Regions from separate parts of the Homo sapiens genome. Here region 2 is linked to region 1. The links are chromatin loops, found by intact Hi-C in ENCODE. Cell type or tissue: heart right ventricle. All regions are shown on one strand. Links, peaks and the distances in the headings refer to the core of each region. The heading gives the core; the rest is flanking DNA. Region 1 holds the start of PCDHGA3 (protocadherin gamma subfamily A, 3). Region 2 holds the start of PCDHGA11 (protocadherin gamma subfamily A, 11).

Region 1 (2,914 bases), core at 116-2,615:
CCAGTGCCCCTCTGATCAATTTTCTTTTCCCATTCCTCTTCCTATATTGGCTTTTAGTATGTTGGTTATGTATTTAATAACAGAGAATAATAAGCACACTAATGTTCTATGTAACTGGCATCATTTTTTATTTTTATTTGAAAATTATCATGTACCAATTGAGCCTTTTATTGAATGATACCATATTTCTCAAAGTGCTGTGATTCTTTCCGTTGCATTTGATCAAGAAAAAATTTTCTGAGACAAGGTGTTGTTTTGGTTACTATTACATAATTGTCTATGAGTAAAATTGGAACTCACTGTGGAATAATATGTCATAATAGCTTTACTTGTAAGTGAATAATAAAGTATAAACAGGAAAATTAAAGCAAAGTTATTTTTAGTGTGTGTAGTAACTCCACAAGAATAAATGTCTTATGCATAGATATGTAATGCATCATGATTGAAACGACAAATATATTGTATTTATATTTCTGTGCTTGGAAACTTATGGGGAAAGAGATTCTGGAACATAAAAGCTTATTTCTACTAGTTTCAGTTGGTTTTGAAAAAACATCCTTACAGTCTAGATTTAAACAAAGGAAACTTCTTTCAGTACCCTGAAGGTCTGTGATTTCTCTCTCACACCTAGGCATTGTCATGCTGTTCTCTCCCACATCCAGGCCTTTTCACTGATCCACTCCTCTCATGTTTCCTGGGAAAGCGTTTGCTAACATTAAAGGCCCAATTGAAGGCCCCCCTAACCCCCTTGGCTTCTCCCATTATGGTAATTATCTCAGTACACTGCAATTCCCTGTTTGCTTTTATATCCTTATAATCTCTGTGAAGGAAGCTACTGTGTCTATATTGTTCACCTTAAATCCCCAAACATATTGTCTGATGCCTAATTATGTGTTTGTTTAATGAATATTAAATAACAACAAATATCGAAACTAAGTTATCAGGTCACCAAGAACAAACTTAAAGAAATATAATGTATAAATATGGCTGATTTCTGTGTGTTTCTTTTCTTTTTTTCCTTGTCTCAGCTCTTAGAGAGTTAAGAGTATAGAGAGGGAAAGGTCAAAGAGGAGGTGGATATCTTATCAAATAACCCTGATAAATGTAGTAAGTATAAGAATAAACACATTATCAAGGTTCAGTGGTGGAAGAACAAGTGGTGGTCATGTCTTTTAATAGTTGTGTTGGTCCTTACGGCCAGTTCTTTGTTACTGTGTGTTTCTTAAACTGAACAATTCAAAAAAGTTAACTCCACTATGTTTGAAGCAATATTGGTGGCATTAAGGTTAGTGCATGGATTCCCAAGAAAGATAACTTGAGGTGACACTGTTTAACATATATCGATTCAATTATGTTCAATCAACACTAGTCCTCTTATCTCTGACAAGAAGGATTTCAGATCTTGGATAATTCAAAAATAATAATGTGTCTGAGAGGATGCAGTAAACGGTTAGGCCTCTTAGTGTCGCTGTTGACCACTCAAGAAGGAGAACGCAGCTGGAGAACTAGTCCACCATTTCCTTGCTCCTAAAATGCAAAGAACCAGCAAATCAGACTCAGAAGATCCGGGGCGGCTGCCAACCTCACCTCTTAGTCAACCAGCTGTTTGACCTGTGAATTAGGCCCGTAAAAGACTTCGTTTCTTGAGAAAATAAGATTGGAGTCCGTCGTAGGAAACTGGAACCGAATTCAGAGAAAGCGATTCACCGAAAAGGAAATGACCAATTGCCTGAGTTTCCGAAATGGCAGAGGACTGGCCCTGCTGTGCGCGCTCCTGGGGACGCTGTGCGAAACAGGATCCGGTCAGATCCGCTACTCGGTGTCTGAGGAGCTAGATAAAGGTTCCTTCGTGGGCAACATCGCTAACGACCTGGGGCTAGAGCCCCGGGAGCTGGCGGAGCGCGGAGTCCGCATCGTCTCCAGAGGTAGGACGCAGCTTTTCTCTCTGAATCCGCAAAGCGGCAGCTTGGTCACCGCGGAGAGGATAGACCGGGAGGAGCTCTGCGCTCAGATCCCGCTGTGTCTGGTAAAAATTAACATTCTGGTTGAGGATAAATTGAAAATTTTTGAAGTAGAAATAGAAATTAAAGATATTAATGATAATGCTCCTAATTTCCCAACAGAGGAATTGGAAATAAAAATTGGTGAACTAACGGTTCCTGGAACCCGATTTCCAATTAAAACTGCTTTTGACCCAGATGTAGGCATTAACTCCCTGCAGAACTACAAGCTTAGCCCCAATGACTACTTCTCTCTGGCTGTGAATAGCGTCTCTGAGGGGGCCAAGTATCCAGAGCTGGTGCTGGAGCGGGCCCTGGACCGTGAGAAAAAAGAAATTCACCAGCTTGTCCTGGTTGCCTCTGATGGTGGCGACCCTGTCCACTCTGGCAACTTGCACATCCAAGTGATAGTCCTGGATGCAAATGACAACCCACCAATGTTTACTCAGCCTGAGTACCGTGTGAGTGTTTGGGAGAACGTGCCTGTGGGTACCCGGCTGCTCACGGTGAATGCCACTGACCCTGACGAGGGATTCAATGCTCAAGTGTCTTATATTCTAGATAAAATGCCTGGGAAAATCGCTGAGATTTTCCATCTTAACTCAGTGAGTGGAGAAGTATCAATATTAAAAAGTCTAGATTATGAGGATGCCATGTTCTATGAAATTAAAATTGAAGCACAGGATGGACCAGGTCTTCTTTCAAGAGCCAAGATTCTAGTCACGGTTCTGGATGTGAATGACAATGCTCCAGAAATTACAATCACGTCTCTCACAAGCTCAGTCCCAGAAGAGGGCACCGTTGGAAGAGAAATTGCTCTTATCGACGTGCATGACCGAGATTCTGGGCAGAATGGGCAGGTTGAAGTTTTTGTCCTGGGAAATCTGCCATTTAAGTTAGAAAAATCAATAGAT
Region 2 (2,914 bases), core at 110-2,609, 77 kb after region 1:
GAGTCACGAACGCTGTCGTCCTACGTGTCCGTGAGCGCGCAGAGCGGGGTGGTGTTCGCGCAGCGCGCCTTCGACCACGAGCAGCTGCGCACCTTCGAGCTCACGCTGCAGGCCCGCGACCAGGGCTCGCCCGCGCTCAGCGCCAATGTGAGCCTGCGCGTGTTGGTGGGCGACCGTAACGACAACGCACCGCGGGTGCTGTACCCTGCGCTGGGTCCCGACGGCTCCGCGCTCTTCGACACAGTGCCGCGGGCCGCGCAGCCAGGCTACCTGGTGACCAAGGTGGTGGCCGTGGACGCGGACTCGGGGCACAATGCCTGGCTGTCCTACCACGTGGTGCAGGCCAGTGAGCCCGGGCTCTTCAGCCTGGGGCTGCGAACAGGCGAGGTGCGCATGGTGCGTGCTTTGGGTGACAAGGACTCGGTCCGCCAGCGCCTGCTAGTCGCTGTAAGAGATGGAGGACAGCCACCCCTTTCAGCCACTGCCACGCTGCACCTGGTGTTCGCAGATAGCTTGCAAGAGGTACTGCCGGATTTCAGCGACCATCCCACACCCTCTGACTCCCAGGCTGAGATGCAGTTTTACCTGGTGGTGGCCTTGGCCTTGATTTCTGTGCTCTTTCTCCTCGCGGTGATTCTAGCTATTGCTCTACGCCTGCGACAGTCTTTCAGCCCTACTGCAGGAGACTGCTTTGAGTCAGTTCTCTGCTCCAAGTCCGGACCTGTGGGTCCCCCCAACTACAGTGAGGGAACGTTGCCCTATGCCTATAATTTTTGTGTGCCTGGGGATCAAATGAATCCAGAATTTAATTTTTTCACATCTGTTGATCATTGTCCAGCCACACAAGATAACCTCAACAAAGATAGCATGCTACTGGCTAGCATTTTAACTCCCAGCGTTGAAGCAGATAAGAAGATTCTTAAACAGGTAAGTATTTAAAAATGTATTTAATCCTTTTTATATTACAATATGCCAATATATTCCAATATAGTGGTATTATTTTAAGATTCTAGATAACTTCTTCATAGAGTTCGCAAAATATAGGTCAAATTTATGGTTATCATTATTAAAACAAAAGTTTAAATTAAATGCCTCAGTCTTCCTACTATTCAAAGACATTTTAAAGCAAACTACATGGGTAATCTCCGGTGACATTTTTATGAAGTAAAATACCTTTCGGTTAAAAATATAAAATACAGGTATATTTTTACGGCATGGTATTTTAATTGAAACCCTGATGCTACTCAATTTTTCTCAAGTATTTCATCTTCATTTACTCAATAAAGGAACCTTGTAAGAATTATAGTTAGGCATCCTACCTGATGATTTTATCGGGACCGTATTATTTCCACTTCCAGAAATGTCGTTCCTTTCAGTCGGTTAAAATCAATTGGAACCAACTACAACCTACAAGTTTTCAGCTCCAGTAATATTTTGAAAACTTTTTAAAAATTAAGCAAGCCCTTTTAATAATTACTCCTTTCGCAGGTGTTCTTGGTAAAGTTTTAACGTCACATAATGTAAGTATTGTGTATCATCGTTTTTAAGCTCTACAAATACGTGTGATTCACAAAGGTGAGCGTAATCATTTCTTCTGGAATTTCTTAGTCGTTGCAATAATAAGAATGGGCTCTAGGCGCCGCTGCTCACCAATCAGGGAATGGGAAGCTGCGCGCCATTGAGTCCCTCCCTCCCCCGCCTCTACCACACAAAGCGGAATGAGATGGATACTCACAGATCCTGACACTGGAGACTTAGAAGTATTTTCCTTCGCTTTCTGATATATTTTGGATGTAGTCGGCCTAGGACTTCATAGATACATAAGCCGATTCACAACCAACCAGCTCGAGAAACCGCGGAATATCGGCTTAGAGCCTGCCATGGCGAATCGGCTACAGCGCGGGGACCGCAGTCGGCTGCTGCTGCTGCTGTGCATTTTCCTGGGGACGCTGCGGGGGTTCCGGGCCAGGCAGATCCGATATTCGGTGCCAGAAGAGACCGAAAAGGGCTCCTTCGTGGGCAATATCTCCAAGGACCTGGGGCTGGAGCCCCGGGAGCTGGCGAAGCGCGGAGTCCGCATCGTCTCCAGAGGGAAGACACAGCTTTTCGCTGTGAATCCGCGAAGCGGCAGCTTGATCACGGCAGGCAGGATAGACCGGGAGGAGCTCTGTGAGACGGTGTCCTCCTGTTTTTTAAATATGGAACTTCTCGTGGAAGACACCTTGAAGATTTACGGAGTGGAGGTGGAAATAATAGATATTAATGATAACGCCCCCAGCTTCCAGGAGGACGAAGTGGAGATAAAAGTCAGTGAGCACGCAATTCCTGGGGCGCGATTTGCTCTTCCTAATGCTAGGGATCCAGATGTGGGCGTGAACTCCCTCCAGAGCTACCAGCTCAGCCCTAATAATTACTTTTCCTTGCAACTGCGGGGCAGAACGGATGGGGCCAAGAATCCAGAGCTAGTACTGGAGGGAAGCCTGGACCGAGAGAAAGAGGCTGCTCACCTGCTCCTCCTCACAGCTTTAGATGGAGGCGATCCCATCCGAAAGGGCGCAGTTCCCATTCGTGTGGTGGTCCTCGATGTAAATGATCACATCCCAATGTTTACACAGTCCGTATATCGCGTGAGTGTTCCAGAAAACATCAGCTCCGGAACTCGGGTGCTGATGGTTAATGCAACGGATCCAGACGAGGGAATCAACGGGGAAGTAATGTATTCATTTCGGAACATGGAAAGCAAGGCTTCTGAAATATTCCAATTGGATTCACAAACTGGAGAAGTTCAAGTACGGGGGTCTCTGGATTTTGAAAAATATAGATTCTATGAGATGGAAATTCAAGGCCAAGATGGTGGAGGTCTCTTTACCACCACGACGATGTTGATCACTGTTGTGGATGTGAATGATAACGC

Evidence for each region. Hi-C counts contacts between places; a loop is a spot of excess contacts. Peaks named below come from ENCODE experiments on the same cell type or tissue, not always from the same donor. Only the 100,000 strongest peaks of a DNase experiment are listed, where the experiment ranks them.
Region 2: a loop joins it to region 1, with 2.7 times the contacts of the local background. A loop is called at or near these places in 6 of 110 quality-filtered maps.

What each region holds. Positions count from the first base shown.
Region 1 is chr5:141,342,317-141,345,230 of GRCh38, forward strand. All of the region lies in intron 1 of PCDHGA1 (protocadherin gamma subfamily A, 1), which reads left to right. The region is part of intron 1 of PCDHGA2 (protocadherin gamma subfamily A, 2); the gene reads left to right. It overlaps PCDHGA3 (protocadherin gamma subfamily A, 3), which reads left to right and starts at 1,513. Exons shown (of 4, transcript NM_018916.4): 1 at 1,513-2,914. The coding sequence starts at 1,718. It also overlaps PCDHG@. In heart right ventricle, for the core only: a CTCF peak has its summit at 1,461; a DNase peak (open chromatin) is centred at 1,550; H3K4me3 peaks cover 2,500 bases; H3K27ac peaks cover 2,373 bases.
Region 2 is chr5:141,419,348-141,422,261 of GRCh38, forward strand. All of the region lies in intron 1 of PCDHGA1 (protocadherin gamma subfamily A, 1), which reads left to right. The region is part of intron 1 of PCDHGA2 (protocadherin gamma subfamily A, 2); the gene reads left to right. All of the region lies in intron 1 of PCDHGA3 (protocadherin gamma subfamily A, 3), which reads left to right. All of the region lies in intron 1 of PCDHGB1 (protocadherin gamma subfamily B, 1), which reads left to right. It also overlaps PCDHGA4, PCDHGB2, PCDHGA5, PCDHGB3, PCDHGA6 and PCDHGA7, and 9 more genes. In heart right ventricle, for the core only: a CTCF peak has its summit at 1,614; a DNase peak (open chromatin) is centred at 1,664; H3K4me3 peaks cover 792 bases.